Regions from separate parts of the Homo sapiens genome. Here region 2 is linked to region 1. Evidence: read pairs that join two places in POLR2A ChIA-PET (ENCODE). Cell type or tissue: B cell. All regions are shown on one strand.

Region 1 (8,000 bases):
GGTCCTTGGCACTGCCATTAGCTGCCTGGAGGCCGGACAGGACTCAGGGCAAAGCTAGTGCTGCAGCAGTCCCCAAGCCACGAGGATGCAGACACAAAGGGCGGGGGGGTCAGTGGGGACATTCACCTGGGGGAAGGCCCGGTGCAGAGGCAGCCAGCAGCTCAACGCCACGATGCCAGCCAGAGGGTGGGGGCAGGTGAGGGCCGTGTAGAGGGACAGGGCCCCGCCCTGGAGGGAGGAGAGAGAGGGGTCATGAGGGCACAGCTCACTCACCGGCCACCCCTACCCCCTACCCCCCCACCCCTCTCCCCTCACCTGTGAAAAGCCTCCCAGGACGATTCGATTGGCAGGGATCCCGTTCTTCATTTCATGCTCAATCAAGGCCTTGACTGGGGGAGGGGGCATGAGTGGGTAGAGGGAAGCTGCCAAGGGGCCCAATAAGGGAGCTAGGCTGAGGAACCGCCCAGCGCTTTCCTGGGGGGCAGGGGAAGGAGGATGTGGAGGAGGGGCTGGGGTCTTACTGTTCTCTGCTGCCTTCTTGATGCCAGCCTCGTCCTCTGGGGCATCTGGACTCAGCCCCATCAGGTCAAACCTTGGGAGTAGAGGCACTGGCAGCTATAGAAAACCCCAGCCAGCCCCCTGTGGCTCCCTCAGCCCAAGTGTCCTCGTCCCCCTGCCCACCCCCACTCCCAAACTCACCAGGAGGGCATCACCATCTTCATGTTGAGGGTCACAGGGATCCTAGGCCTGGGGAAAGAGAGCCAGAGGGCCCATCATGCTCAGGAGGAATGAGGAGGCCAGAGCTCAGAGCCCGGAGTGGGGCCGCGCCGCCCCTGGTGGCCCCTCCCAGCAGGCAGGGCCTGTGTTTAAGGTGTTGCCAGGCAACCTGCCACGTGGGGCTGGAGGCTGTGGTTGGGGCAAAGCGCCAGTAATGGAGAAGCAGAGCCCAGCGCTTGGTGTGACGGGGTCCCAGGTAGTCGGTGAGTACTTGGGGAAGGGGCAAAGGGAGGTGTGGGTTCTAGGAGAGCTCAGGTCTAGGAGGCCCTAGGGCTGGGGGCTGGTGCTGGACCCCACTCCTGGGGGCTCCACAGGAGCTCAGGCTGAAAATGCCACTTCTGACTGCCCTGAGCCCAAGCCCCAGGATGCAACTGACAGGAGAGAACAGGCCTGGGATGACAGGACCACCCCCAGATGATCCCCAGCCTCAGCCCCTCCCTTGCTGGGGTGACACTCACGCATGGGGACAGATGTACTTGACGTGAGGGAGCCGGATGGTGGAGAGGGCGTCAGCCCAGCTGTGCCTGTAGGAGGGACGGGAGAAAAGGCTCCGATGTGGTAGGAAGAGAAGGCCTCTCCAGTCCGCTGCTGGGCCAGGACCCCTCCTTAAGGAGCACCCCTCCTCAGTCACTTACCCTGTGTCTCCAAGTCCATGTAAAAAAATAACCTGGAAAAGGATGGGAAATGGGGAGACAGGAAGGCTTCCCCTAGGTCCTCCAACTTCTGCCCACCCCTCCCCCACCCCCAAGGACCTGGGGGAACCCAGGTAGCAGCCAAACAGGTTACTACCCCGAGCCTGCTGGCCTCAGGATACTCCCTGCTCATCACTGCCACCTCCATTTTCCCACACCCCCTCCAGCCGGTCCTCCAGCTGCTCCCACAGTGTCTGGCCGTGGGTGAAAGGGGACCCTTACCGCGGCCGTTTCCCGCTCAGCTCCAGACACGGTGGCAGCATCGGTGAGCAGGGGCACAGACATGGTGTTACCACACATACACCACACGGCTCCACGGCGGGGGCCTGCATACATCGGGGCGGCGGTCAAGAGCAAAACCAGGCACAGGACACACTCCTGGCCCAAGAGGCCACCAGGCCATCAGCCCCACACAGCACCCAGGTTCTGTCCTGGGCACAAAGAATAGTCAAGCAAGAAGTCCCAGGGCACAGGAGAAGAAGTCTGCCTCAGTTCCAGGGCTGAAAGGCAGAGACAGCCTCCCTAGTGGCCCAGAACATGTGTCTCTGGTTCTGGCCCAACCACAGGACCTGAGCTTGCTGGAGACAGGCAGAGGCAGGGCATAGGGACTGTAGGGCAGGGGGCAGAGGGGAGGCAGCGGCACGCCTGCTTCATTCCCCCTCTAACTCCTCAGGGGTGAGTGCCTTCCCCCTCCTCTCCAATCATCCCTGGGTCCCTGCCTCCCCAACTCCGGGCCCTATGGGAAATGGAGAGAAAAGTGCCAGGGAAAGGAGCTTCCATCCCCTACTCAGTGCCGCCTCCAACCCCCATCTCAACCTCCCCCCACCCAGCCCCCATCCAGCCTTCACAGCAGTTTCTGGCCCATCCATTCCCAGACCCCCAGGGGGCTGCCCATGTCCCCAGAAAGCGTAAGAACTCCACCCACCCCCAAACTGGTGCTCCACGCCCCCCCTAAACGGAGCTACCTGCTGCTGCTGCCACTGACTGCAAACGAGCCCTGGCTTGACCACGCTCTGGGACTCCCAAACACACAAAAGAATGTCAGGCTGGCTGGCCCCTCCCCATCCTCGGCGTCCTCCAAACTCGCCGGAAGCTTCCACTACCTGCCTCAAGTGCCTGCCCACCCCTCCCAACTGGCCTCACCTTCCATCTCTGACCCCTGAGGGCAGCTCCCCACAATGGGATCGTTCACCTGTGACCCGGGGTTCCTCTTCCCATGGGGAATGCACCTCCTGCCCTGAGCTGCGATTCCCTTCCTTCTCCACCGTGGGGACTTGCACCTCCCGCCCAGGCTCCCTCCTCGGAGGGGTGCCTTCCCCCTGACCTGTCTCTCTCTATACACCTTGAGAACTTCCACCCTGACCCAGGATCTCCCGCTCCCCACAATGGGAACTTCTGTTCTGACCAAAGGTCACCCTACCCAGTGAAATTTTCTACCCTGACCCAGGACTCCCACCTGCCCACAATAAAGCTTTGTACCTTTGACTCTGGGGAAGCCCCCGCCCCACAATGGGCTCTTCTATTTCCGACCCTGAAGTCTGTCTCTTTATACTCAGACACCCCCTTGCCTAGCCCCGCTCCACTCCCGAAGTCCCCAAGACTGGACAGCGCCTTCGCACCTCACTCCCCACCCCCATCCCCCCCATCACGGTTCCCCCTCCCCGCTCTCCGGGACCCTCCCGAGGCCGACCTCCCCCTACACGCCCATCCTCCGCAGCCGCCGGCTGGGTACCTCCACTCCCTGGGACTTCCGAGGCCGCTTGGGCGATTCTCCTCTTTCTCCCGCAGACACACTCTTCCCCCTCGGCCGCCCCCGCCGGAACTTCCGTTCGAGTCCCGGGAACCCAGCCATCGCGCTGCCGGAAGTAGCCTGGCCGACAGTACGGAACCCGGAAGCGGGGACCCGGCTTCGCTGGATAGAAGCTGCCATGTTGGAGGCGGCGGGGCTACTCCCTGTCATTCAGCCGCGCAGTCGCTGGGTTCTCACCCGCTCCCACCTTGTAGATTCGAGACAGGGCACCCAAGACTCCCACTTGCTACCACCACCCATGCGCCTCCTGGAGGAGGGCCGACCGGAAGGAGAGGCATCCCTCACACTATTGTTTGCATAAACTTTACCACCTTCCCATCCTCATGGGACACACCTCTTAAGGCCTCGGGTGTCTGCCACTGGCTTTCATGCCCTATTCCAGGATCATGAATGGAATGACACACTCTGAACCGAAGAGACCTTACAGATCATCTAGTTCTCCAGCCTTGAAGATGGGGAAACTGAGGCTCAAGGAAGGCATGTAAACAGCAACCTCGGGATTCCATTTAAATTCTGCCTCTCTGGATCTGCTTCCTGATATATAAAATGGTAATAACCACCCTGCCTCCTTCACAGCTTTGTTGGTAGGCTTAAATGAGGTTGTGTGAACATGGTTTATACAGTAAAATCACAGCGTGAGGTGTTAATCACGCAAAAAAGGACCTAGGAAAAATACAAAGGCCGTATCAGGAGAGCTGGACAGGCACTGGCAGTGTTAGCGCTGCCCTTCACAAGCAATGTCATGCAGACAGTGCACAAAACGCTGCCATCAAGCTGAAGTGGAAATAGGTATCAGGGACCACAGAAAAGTCAGAAGGCAGGCAAACTGAGTTGAAGGAGCATGTCCCTGAGAATGTGTGGGGATCTGCAAATAGGAAATGAGTCACACTTGACCCTCAGCCGCTTAGGACTCACTCTCCCAGCCTAACCTATACTAGTGTTTTCTTTGAACAGAAAGAAAACAGTACAGCCAGGCGCGGTGGCTCACTCCTGTAATCCCAGCACTTTGGGAGGCTGAGGCGGGCGGATCACGAGGTCAGGAGATCGAGACCATCCTGGCTAACACGGTGAAACCCTGTCTCTACTAAAAATACAAAAAATTAGCCTGGCGCTGTGGCGGGCGCCTGTAGTCCTAGCTACTCGGGGGGAGGCTGAGGCAGGAGAATGGCGTGAACCCGGGAGGCGGAGCTTGCAGTGAGCCAAGATAGTGCCACTACACTCCAGCCTGGGCAACAAAGCGAGACTCTGTCTCAAAAAAAAAAAAAAAAAAAAAAGAAAGAAAAGAAAAAGAAAACAGTACAAAGTTGGAAGCTCAACAAAGCACTTTCCCCCAGGCCCAGAGGCACTTTGGTCCTAAGTACTCAACAGGTCAGGGAGCCTACAATACCAGGATTCGGGGCAGGAAACCTTTGAGCCTATGGGACCACCACAAGCCAAGGACCCAGGACTGAATGTCAAAAGAAAATGGAGGGTAATGTCCCCACTTATGGAAGAATGAACAGTTCCTCCTGCAACCTCGATCACCTGAGACACCATGACACTTAAAACAAATTCTTCAGAGTGAAGCTTCAAATTCAGAGGCTCAGTCCCAGGAGCTGTGATTAATGCTTTAATTAGTGGAATTAGTGAAGGGCTAGTCTGCTCTAAGATTTTTAACTTTATTTTTCCCCCTACTCCAAATTTAAACATAGCCCTTCTTTTAACTCCAAAAAATGATCCAACTGAAATAAAGAGGCTGTGGCTGAGTGAATAGGACCCTTCATGCTTTTCAAGAACAGCATTTGCATTCTGGTTTATTTCAGGCTGCATTTTAGAAATTTTGAGGGCCAACAAGGTTTGGTGGTAGCAGACCTTTCCTAGGACAGGCTGGAGAAACAGTGGCTATATCCTCCAAACAACAGCATGGGCCAATGCCTCAGAGGAATTCTCCCAAAAGGATCAGATTCAACACTAATTCCCTTTATTACCTGTTCCTGTTTTCTGCAAGGGAGAGAATACTGACCATATCAAATCCCCTTTTTAGATACTTACATTCTCTTCAATTGCTAAACTGACTTTCAAAATTTAAGTCCAAAGTCTTTGGTCTACCTGGAGACCACATGAGCTGCTCAATTACTTTCCTCACCCTCATTTCTTCTGATGAGCTCCAAAATCTGTTCTCCCTTATTTTTGTAAATGTCATTCTACAAATCACTTCCTTTTGTGCAAAATGAAATATAGGGTTTTGTTGTTGTTGTTTTGAGACAAGGTCTCACTCTGTTGCCTCAGGCTGGGGTGCAGTGGCGCAATCATGGCTTACTGTAGCCTCGACCTCCTGGGCTCCAGTGATCCTCCCACCTCAGCCTCCCAAGTGGCTGGGACTACAGGTGCACGCCACCATGCCCAGTTAATTTCTGTGAAATACAGGTTTTCAACCCCACCTTCTTCTTTACTATATATGGGTGTAGGAGTGTTTTTGGCCTACTGTACAAAATTAAGCTTGACCATTCCTGGAGAAACTGATCCAGTCTTGATTTTTTTTTTTTTTTTTTTTGAGACGGAGTCTCACTCTGTCACCCAGGCTGGAGTGCAGTGGTGCAATCTCAGGTCACTGCAAGCTCCGCTTCCCGGGTTCATGCCATTCTCCTGCCTCAGCCTCCTGAGTAGCTGGGACTACAGGCTCCCGCCACCGCACCCGGCTAATTTTTTGTATTTTTGGTAGAGACGGTTTCACCGTGGTCTCGATCTCCTGACCTCGTGATCCGCCCACCTCGGCCTCCCAAAGTGCTGGGATTACAGGCGTGAGCCACCGCGCCCGGCTCCAGTCTTGATTTAATTGTGGCACTTCCTATAATCTACCTAGTCCAAAACAACAACAAAAAATTTCAAAGTTCAGTACAGTTCCCCATGAAATGAAAGTTGCATCAGTGGCTATCAAGAACTCAAAAGAAAATACAAACATTAAGTCTGGCAAGGATTTATTAGGAAGCTTATTAGTCACAGTGAATAAAAGCCATGAAAAGAAGAACTCAAATCTCCAAATTCTGGCATCGGACTTACAACACTAGTTAGAAGCTAATAAACATTAAGGAATTTCCAAGGGGAATCTTAACTAAGTCTCAATCTTACTGACCAGATTACCCACACACATAGAAATGATCCCCATGCTCTCCCCAGACTGCTTAGCTAGGCAGTGGAAAAGACCTTCTCCCCAAGCTTAAGCTATCACGCATCAGCAGGAGACTCCTGTCCTTCTAGCTATAACCACAGGACACATGTGCGTGACAGACAACTCCAAGCTGGGCAACTTGACAAGAATGCTGAACAATGAGAGGGGAAAGGAGCAAGCAGGAACAAGTGTTTTAGTTGGAGACCCTCCTGATGGCTACTACTAACACAATCCGGAGGCATCAGAAAGTTTCCTATAGCCCACAAATAGTTTCCTTTAAAAAAACAAAAACAAAAACAAAAAAACAAGTCACACAACAATCTTGCCACAAAGCAACATGACACTTGGAATCACATGGCCACATTAACTGGAAAAGCAAGTGTTACCCATGACTGCCAGATGCCACCCAGCCCAAGACCCAATTTCCACAGCGCCCTAGAGAACCACGATGGTCCCCTGGCACCTACACAACCCTCCCAGTGGTGTCGTATCTTCCGTAGGCCAGGTTTCTGCAGCAAGCCCCAAAGACAAAGCTTGGCAGAGGCTGTGGCAGCCAACTCTCTCTGGAGCCTCATCCCTTTGTCCTTCCCAACAGGTAGTCGTACATCTTCACTGACACAGCGCCTCTATGGGAGCCTTGGCCAGCCCTTAGGAAATAAAGTGTGTCTGTGGGGTAACCTGATGGACCCTATGGTCTGCTGGGTTGGCAGATGCTTCGTAATTGCAGATGGTCACCTCGTGTCGGCGAAGCTGCAAGAAAATTGAGGCTGGGTCAGCCAGCCATTAAAAGAACTGTCCTTTCCCACACCACACACATTGCGGTAGTCCTTATTCAGGTTCATTTCTAGGAGTCATCATTTAATATCTCCTTATTTTAATACTTAGATGTCATCATCTAATATCTCCCAATTTTGATACTTTTTAACTCCAGAAAGCTGCAAAGATCATTATCATTGATTCACCCTGTAACTTTGAAGATTCAGTCTCCCTACTATAATGGGGGTACCATGAGAATAGGAACTTGTCTATGGTATTATCTTATCCCTGGTTCATGAATAGAAAAGATTATCAAAAATACTCAATGAAAGCATTTGAAAGTAGAAAACTGTGAATTAATATAAATGACAATTTCAGGCTGGGCAAGGTGGCTCACACCTGTAATCCCAACATTTTGGGAGGCTGAGATGGGCAGATCACCTGAGGTCAGGAGTTCGAGACCAGCCTGGCCAACATGGTGAAACCCTGTCTCTACTAAAAATACAAAAAAATTAGCCAGGCGTGGGAGTGGGCACCTGTAATCCCAGCTACTTGGGGGGCTGAGGCAGGAGAATCACTTGAACCTGGGAGGCGGAGGTCGCAGTGAGCTGAGATATATATATATATATTATATATATTATTTATATAAAAATAACAGTTTCAACCCCCTTAAAAATACCTGTAGTTTCTCAAATGAGACGAAAAGTTTATACTGATAAAACCAAGAAAAATAATAAACTGGGAGTAATTATGACACTTGCTCTTTTCCCTTCCCTGGAAGCTCCCATCACCACAGTGTGCAGATATGTAGACATGA
Region 2 (8,000 bases), 280 kb after region 1:
TGGGGAGAGACCCCAGACTGGAGTGAGTTGAAGAGAGAATAGTAATAGGGAAGTGGAGACAAGCTGAGGCTACTCTGGAGAAAGTTTACTGTGCAAAGGAGCAGAAAAATGGGCCAGTAATTGGAGAGGGTGATGAGGTCAGGTATAGTTGTGTGTGGTGGAGAGTAGAGGCAACATAACAAAAATTTACCATCATAACTATTTTTAAATGTACAGTTCAGTGGTAATTAATACATTCATAATGTTGTGTAACCATCACCATTCATCTCCATAACTCCTTTCACCTTGTAAAACTGAAACTCTGTACCTATTCCCCATTCCCCTCTCTGCCCAGCCCCTGACAACCACCCTTCTACTCTCTGTCCCTGCGATTTTGACTAAGTATCTAATGTAAGTGGAATCACACAGTATTTGTTTTTTTGTGATTGGCTTATTTCACATAGTTTAATGTCCTCAGGGTTCATCTATGTTGTAGCATGTGTCAGAATTTCTTTCCTTTTTGGCCGGGCACAGTGGCTCAGGCCTGTAATCCCAACACTTTGGAAGGCCGATCACTTGAGGTCAGGAGTTCGAGACCAGCCTGGCCAACATGGTGAAACCCCATCTCTACTAAAAATACACAAATTAGCTGGGTGTGGTGGTGCATGCCTGTAGTCCAGCTACTCGGGAGGCTCAGGTGGGAGAATCGCTTGAACCTGGGAGGCAGAGGTTGCAGTGAACCAAGATCACAACACTGCACTCTAGCCTGGGTGATAGAGTGAGACCCGGTCTCAAAAAAATAAAAAATACATGAAAAGTTGTAGGGTTGGGTGTAGACTCTGGAAGGTGGATTTTGAGAGCACGACAGTCCACCCAGGCTAAGGAGAGAGAAGAAGGGTGCAGTCATCCAGAGAACCGGAAGTCTGTCCTCGCGTGCTGAGGAGTTGGATGCTAGGGCCAGGCGTAACCTTTGTCTGTTTGTCTCCAGTGCCAGCACCAGCGCCAACCCCCCAGCAGGCCCCACCGCCTCCATCCCTGGTCCCCTTGGAGGCTACTGACAGCCTGCTGGAGCTGCCGCACCCACTCCTGCAGCAGACTGAGGACCAGTTCCTGTCCCCGACCCTGGCGTGCAGCTCCCCTCTGATCAGCTTCTCCCCATCCTTGGACCAGGACGACTACCTGTGGGGCTTGGAGGCGGGTGAGGGCATCAGCGATCTCTTCGACTCCTACGACCTTGGGGACCTGTTGATTAATTGAGTGGCCCTGCCTGCCCCCAGCAGCCTGCCCCCGACTCTACCTCCTCACAGACAGGCTGACAGCCCCTCTGCCTGCACAGGGACATTGGACACTAGGTGCTGCCCTCAGGGCATGGGGTCTCCTCGCCTTTCCTGCCCCAGCCGGCAGAAGCTGTGTGGGGAGATATGAATGGTACGGGTGAGGAGTGGATAAGGGGTGGTCCTCACCTTCCTAATGGAAGCTGGGCCTAGGGAGGCCCATCCAGTCTTCTGACTTCTGACCTCTCACAAGAAGGCTGCAGGTGAGGTGGCCAAGTCCAGGGAAAGGCCCTGCTACCTCCTTTTGAGGGGTAATTAGGACCCTCGACGTACCAAGAAGCACATAATGCCTTTGTATTTATTTCAGGTTGAGTTGTTTGTTTGTCCTCCCTGAGTTTTAGCAGGGAGGTTGTTCTAGTTTTTAGTGAGACCTCTGCAGACAGGCCCATCACTGTCCATGTTCCAGGGCAGGTCTGGGTTTCCAAGGGAGGGGCCCAGGCTACATCCTTGGTTTCCCCACTGTGGTGGGGGCTGGGACTCTGAGGGGCTGTCCAGTCTGCTAGAATGCTAATTGCACTTAGGCCTCATGGTTCTAGTAAACGGCAGCTGTGGGCCCTTTTGCCTCTTCCCCTGTTCTTGGCCTCACATCTCCAGCTGAGCTGCCGGTCTTGGCTTCCTGGTCGCCTCTGTCCCAGAGATGGTCCCAGGGAGCCATCCTAGGGCAGGTAGCACTGAGGCTCCTGTGGAAACAGGAGCCACCTGCTCAGGAGACCCCTTTCCTGAGGAAGTCCTTACCTCTCCCCTTGAGATGTAAAAATGGTCCAGCAGAGACAAGCTCCCGTGGAAAACAGACAGGAGCATGGGGGCAGCTGTCATGGCTGTGGCGGGCACTTTTCCTCAGAGTTTCTGCCTTGCGCTGGTCCAGGAGCCATTTTGCACCAAGGACTTGGTAGGCAGAGGCAGCCCCACTGTAAAGAAGGGTCAGATTAAAACAAAAAACTGCCAAAAGCATCCCCTCTGCCCCCCATGTGGCACTGGCATCATTCTCTGCTTCCCTGGGAGGAATTTTTTCACCATGTTATTGAAGGGGATGGTTCATTAAGGACTCCACCCCTCAGAGCTCACTCAGACCCCAAGGACAGAGGTGACTGGGGCTTGGTGACTTGTTCACTCCTTTTTTCCCAGGTATACTGAAGGGGTGACAGAGAGAGGTCTTCATGGCAGACCAGGCCTTCACAGCTAATGGGGAGAGGAACTCATGTTACCTCTGCAGGCCTGGGGTCCTGAGGGGGTCTTTTGGCTTCAGCCTGTTCCCCCAGAGGCTTGATCATCCCACATTGTCCCTTCAGCTCAGCTGCTCTTCTCCCCCACCCACCCTGGGATGTGGGTGCTCTGGGCTGAACCAAGGCTATGACTTCTGGAGAGAGGCTCAGGGGTTGGTCTGAGAGGCCTGCCATCCACCCCTCAGGGAGCTAGGTTTTCTCAGAGGCTCAGCTGGACAGCACTTTTTAGAAAAGTTTGTAGCATTAAGCTGGTTTAAAATATGAAGTTGGTTTTGTTGGATGGCTCCTGAGCTGACTGACTGATGTCTGAAGTTTGAGACGAGGGATTATTTCAGGGTGGGGCCCAATGTGATCTAATGCCCAGCTGGGGACAATTGTGCCTCATCATTTGCTCAAATTCCTGGGCCCCCAAGTTAGCCCCCTCCCAGGAGTGGTCAGCGGGTCACAGCTGCCCCCACTCTATAAGCAGGGCTAATTGTGTACCCTTTGCAGAAATGCTTTTGGTCTCCTACCCAAATACTCACAAGGGTCTTATCAGACGCCCGTCTTAAAGTCCAGCATGCTCAGGGACCCTGTGTAGGATCTCGTTTGTGGTGAGTGGGCTGCTCTGAGGTCTCCACTGGGCTGCCATTTAGCCATGTGCCATCTCTGAAGTCAGAGGTGTTTGACTCCCATTCCTTGGGCTCTGGAGCTTTCCCCAAGAATTACATCAGAGAAAAGGAAGAAGGGGCCTGCAGGACCCATTGGGAATGAGTTTAATACTGAAGTCTGGAATGTAAGCTCATGCCCTAGAGGCCTCTCCATATGGCTGGTCAGGGGAGCTGCCTTCAGGCTTGTGCCCCGTGTGCTCAGCAGCTGCCTCTGTCCCCCTCTACTGTCCCTTTCACACCTTGCCTGGCCAAGGGGCTAGACCTCCCAGGCTAAGCCTCAGATTCAGTGCAGGACACAAGCTCATGCCCCCGTCTTGCCAGTGACACTTGAAGCCTCCCGACTTCCACAGAGTGCTTCAGGACACATTTTGAGTGGTATTTTCTTTTCTTTTTTTCTTCTTTTTTTTTTTTTTTGAGATGGAGTCTCGCTCTGTTGCCCAGGCTGGAGTGCAGTGGCCTGATCTCGGCTCACTGCAACCTCTGCCTCCCAGGTTCAAGCGATTCTTCTGCCTCAGCCTCCAGAGTAGCTGGGACTATAGACATGCACCACCACGCCCGGCTAATTTTGTATTTTTGGTCGAGACGGGGTTTTGCCATGTTAGTCAGGCTGGTCTTGAACTCCTGACCTCAAGTGATCCACCACCTCGGCCTCCCAAAGTGTTGAGATGACAGGCACGAGCCACCAGGCCCAGCCTGAGTGGTATTTTCTTTAGGGACCAGGTAGACTTTAAAACGAGGGTAAGAGAAAAGCCAGTGTCTTTCTGAGGTAAATAATTTCTGCCAGGAAACTTCCCAGCCCCACCAGCAGCCCCCCTAAAAAAATCACTCGTGTCCCCAGGGACTTCTAAAGCTTGGGGCTCCAGGAAATCATCCAGTAGAGTTGGAGATTCAGAGATTTCTTGAAGCCAGGGACATGCTCCTAACTCCTTTCCCATTAAAGGTGTTAGAATAGACCAGAGGGTGTCCCTTTTCCACAGTAATGGGATCGGCTGGTGTGCCTTCAGGGAGGAAGAGGGAGGTGGTCAAGCTTGAAAAACTGGCTTTAGGATGGTTCTGACTTTGTTCTCCCTCCCCAAGTGTTCTCAACCTCCATTCTGCAGTGTTCAGAGTTTTAGGGAAAGGGTTTGGGTGCCCCAGCATCCAGGTGTTGTGTGGCTTAGCGCATGTGAAGTGAAAACCTTCTGGGGTTGTTTGGAAGCAGCTTTCTGGTTCTTGTGATTGTATCCTGAGGTCCCAGAACCCTATTCTCCCACGAGGATCCTCAGTGACCATGGTGGCCACACGCCTGGCCAGCCTGCTGGCTCCTGGGTGAGCTGAAGAACCTTGCCTGTGGCACTTTTCGAGGGTGAGCTGGAACCGAGAGAACATGGTCCCCGTGCTGGGACTCATGCGGGTCATTTCCTGCCGGCCTGGTTTCGCCTGGTCGTGTCTTTATGAGCACCATGTAAGCCTCCTTGTATTGAGATAATTGGGCATTAAACATTAAACTGCAGCTCTGGGCATCTTGTCTTTGTCGTGCTTTCTGAAGCTCATTACCAACTGTGGATCTGGTCCCCGCAGGCTGGGTGTTGGGGGCTGTCCTGGCCAATGCTGGGGGCACATGATTGCCCAGTGGATTTCCCTCCAAGATACAGTCTCTTATCACCATGCCTGCAATCTCACCATTAAGGCACTGAAAAGTTCGCAGCACCCAGATCTAAAATGTGATCAGCCCTGACTCTGTCTCCCCCATCTATTTCCACAGCTTCCTGAAAGGTCTTGCTGCCCACACTCTCCCTCCCACCCTCTACATCAGTGGGTCCAACTGTAGTCCTCAGACCAGCAGCAGCAGTATCACCTGGAAATGTGAGACATGCATATTCAAGACCATGCCTCACGCTGGGTGCGGTGGATCACTTGAAGTTAGGAGTTCAAGACCAGTCTGGCCAGCATGGTGAAACCCCATCTCTGCTAAAAATATAAAAAAATTAGCCGGGCTTGGTGGCGGGTGCCTGTAATCCAAGCTACTGAAGAGGCTGAGGCAGGAGAATCGCTTGAACCCAGGAGGCAGAGGATGCAGTGAGATCACACCACTGCACTCCAGCCTGGGCTACATAGTGAGACTCTGCAAAAAAAAAGGCCAGGTGCAGTGGCTCACGCCTGTAATCCCAACACTTCGAGAGTCCAAGGCGGGCGGATCGCAAGGTCAGGAGATTGAGATCATCCTGGCTAACACAGTGAAACCCCGTCTCTACTAAAAAAATAAAATAAATTAGCGGGCATGGTTGCAGGCGCCTGTAACTCCAGCTACTCAGGAGGCTGAGTCAGGAGAATCACTTTAACCCAGGAGGCAGAGGTTGCAGTGAGCCGAGATGGCGCCATTGCATTCCAGCCTGGGCAACAGAGCGAGACTCCGTCTCAAAAAAAAAAAGAGACCTTGCCTCAGACCTGCTGAATAAGAAACTCATGGGGCGGGACTCAGTATTCTGAGGCTCCATGAACCTCCCAGGTGAGTCTAATGCAGCTGAAGTTTGAGAATGCATGCCTTCTGCTGCCCCAGAGAGATCTTTCTACACTTGATCTTAGCCAAAAGGCTGAGAAGCGATCCCCAGAAAGATCTTTCTAAAATGTAGTTCTAATCGCGTTACTCTCCTGCTTAATGCCCATCCATGGCTCCTCTCTGCCCTCGGGATGAAGTTCTAACCCTTTTGCATGGTATAAATGGCTATTTACAACTTCCAACTGGCTTCCTCTACCTTACCTGTGGCCTCCCTGGCCACCCTTTCCCAGCACCATTGCCACACTGGGCTTCCTTGTCATTTCCTGAAATCGACACGTCTTCCCTCTTCTGGGCCTGTCCACATGCTGTTCCTTCCACCTAGGATGCCCTGTGCTCCATTTGAGCTGAGTGGGTGCCTACTTATTCTTGAAGGCCCAGTTCAAGAATCTTTTTTTGTAGTTTTCTTTCTTTTTTTTTTTTTTTAATTGATCATTCTTGGGTGTTTCTCGCAGAGGGGTATTTGGCAGGGTCATAGGACAATAGTGGAGGGAAGGTCAGCAGATAAACAAGTGAACAAAGGTCTCTGGTTTTCCTAGGCAGAGGACCTGCGGCCTTCCGAAGTGTTTGTGTCCCTGGGTACTTGAGATTAGGGAGTGGTGATGACTCTTAAAGAGCATGCTGCCTTCAAGCATCTGTTTAACAAAGCACATCTTGCACCGCCCTTAATCCATTTAACCCTGAGTGGACGCAGCACATGTTTCAGAGAGCACAGGGTTGGGGGTAAGGTCACAGATCAACAGGATCACAAGGCAGAAGAATTTTTCTTAGTACAGAACAAAATGAAAAGTCTCCCATGTCTACCTCTTTCTACACAGACACGGCAACCATCCGATTTCTCAATCTTTTCCCCACCTTTCCCCTCTTTCTATTCCACAAAACCGCCATTGTCATCATGGCCCGTTCTCAATGAGCTGTTGGGTACACCTCCCAGACCGGGTGGTGGCCGGGCAGAGGGGCTCCTCACTTCCCAGTAGGGGCGGCTGGCCGGGCGGGGAGCTGACCCCCCCACCTCCCTCCGGGACGGGGCTGCTGGCTGGGCAGAGGAGCTCCTCACTTCCCAGTAGGGGCGGCTGGGCAGAGGTGCCCCTCACCTCCCGGACGGGGCGGCTCCCGGGCGGGGGGCTGACCCCCCCACCTCCCTCCCGGACGGGGTGGCTGCCGGGCAGAGGGGCTCCTCACTTCTCAGACGGGGCGGCTGCCGGGCGGAGAGGCTCCTCACTTCTCAGACGGGGCGGCTGCCGGGCGGAGGGGCTCCTCACTTCTCAGACGGGGCGGCTGCCGGGCGGAGAGGCTCCTCACTTCTCAGACGGGGCGGCTGCCGGGCGGAGAGGCTCCTCACTTCTCAGACGGGGCGGTTGCCGGGCGGAGGGTCTCATCGCTTCTCAGACGGGGCGGCCGGGCAGAGACGCTCCTCACCTCCCAGACGGGGTCGCGGCCGGGTAGAGGCGCTCCTCACATCCCAGACGGGGCGGCGGGGCAAAGGCGCTCCCCACATCTCAGACGATGGGCGGCCGGGCAGAGACGCTCCTCACTTCCTAGATGGGATGGCGGCCGGGAAGAGGCGCTCCTCACTTCCTAGATGGGATGGCGGCCGGCCAGAGACGCTCCTCACTTTCCAGACTGGGCAGCCAGGCAGAGGGGCTCCTCACGTCCCAGACGATGGGCGGCCAGGCAGAGACGCTCCTCACTTCCCAGACGGGGTGGCGGCCGGGCAGAGGCTGCAATCTCGGCACTTTGGGAGGCCAAGGCAGGCGGGTGGGAGGTGGAGGTTTTAGCCAGCCGAGATCACGCCACTGCGCTCCAGCCTGGGCACCATTGAGCACTGAGTGAAGGAGACTCCGTCTGCAATCCCGGCACCTCAGGAGGCCAAGGCTGGCGGATCACTTGCTGTTAGGAGCTGGAGACCAGCCCGGCCAACACAGCGAAACCCCGTCTCCACCAAAAAAATACGAAAACCAGTCAGGCGTGGCGGCGCGCGCCTGCAATCGCAGGCACTAGGCAGGCTGAGGCAGGAGAATCAGGCAGGGAGGTTGCAGTGAGCCGAGATGGCAGCAGTACAGTCCAGCTTCGGCTCGGCATCAGAGGGAGACCGTGGAAAGAGGGGACGGGGAGAGGGAGGGGGAGGGGGAGGGGGAGGGAGAGGGAGAGGGAGAGCTTTTTGTAGTTTTCTTGACATTAACGTGTAATCATTAATACTTTGTACATGGATATTGTTATAGCTTACTGAATATTACATGTTGGGCACTGAGAAGATAAATATGAATAAGACCTAGTT

The links. ChIA-PET counts read pairs that join two places held together with the same protein. Peaks named below come from ENCODE experiments on the same cell type or tissue, not always from the same donor. Only the 100,000 strongest peaks of a DNase experiment are listed, where the experiment ranks them.
Region 2: POLR2A ChIA-PET joins it to region 1 with 13 read pairs; 4 of 35 experiments call an interaction of 5 or more read pairs at or near these places.

Annotation. Positions count from the first base shown.
Region 1 is chr1:23,786,452-23,794,451 of GRCh38, reverse strand. It overlaps PITHD1 (PITH domain containing 1), which reads right to left. Exons shown (of 6, transcript NM_020362.5): 6 at 6,220-7,177. The coding sequence ends at 7,076. LYPLA2 (lysophospholipase 2) reads right to left here and starts at 3,307. Exons shown (of 10, transcript NM_007260.3): 1 at 3,202-3,307; 2 at 1,692-1,795; 3 at 1,413-1,444; 4 at 1,236-1,301; 5 at 700-747; 6 at 522-592; 7 at 316-389; 8 at 127-228; 9 at 1-25. The coding sequence starts at 1,769. It overlaps LOC105376860 (a long non-coding RNA gene), which reads left to right and starts at 920. Exons shown (of 2, transcript XR_947067.3): 1 at 920-980; 2 at 3,662-3,838. RefSeq lists a silencer at 3,070-3,129. In B cell, no CTCF peak of the experiment used is centred here; DNase peaks (open chromatin) are centred at 881, 1,867, 2,751 and 3,351; H3K4me3 peaks cover 1,701 bases; H3K27ac peaks cover 2,862 bases.
Region 2 is chr1:23,503,116-23,511,115 of GRCh38, reverse strand. E2F2 (E2F transcription factor 2) reads left to right here. Exons shown (of 7, transcript NM_004091.4): 7 at 968-4,678. The coding sequence ends at 1,236. Among named protein-coding and RNA genes, the nearest start is that of ASAP3, 23 kb to the right of the region's middle. RefSeq lists enhancers at 6,086-6,919, 6,920-7,754. In B cell, no CTCF peak of the experiment used is centred here; no DNase peak of the experiment used is centred here.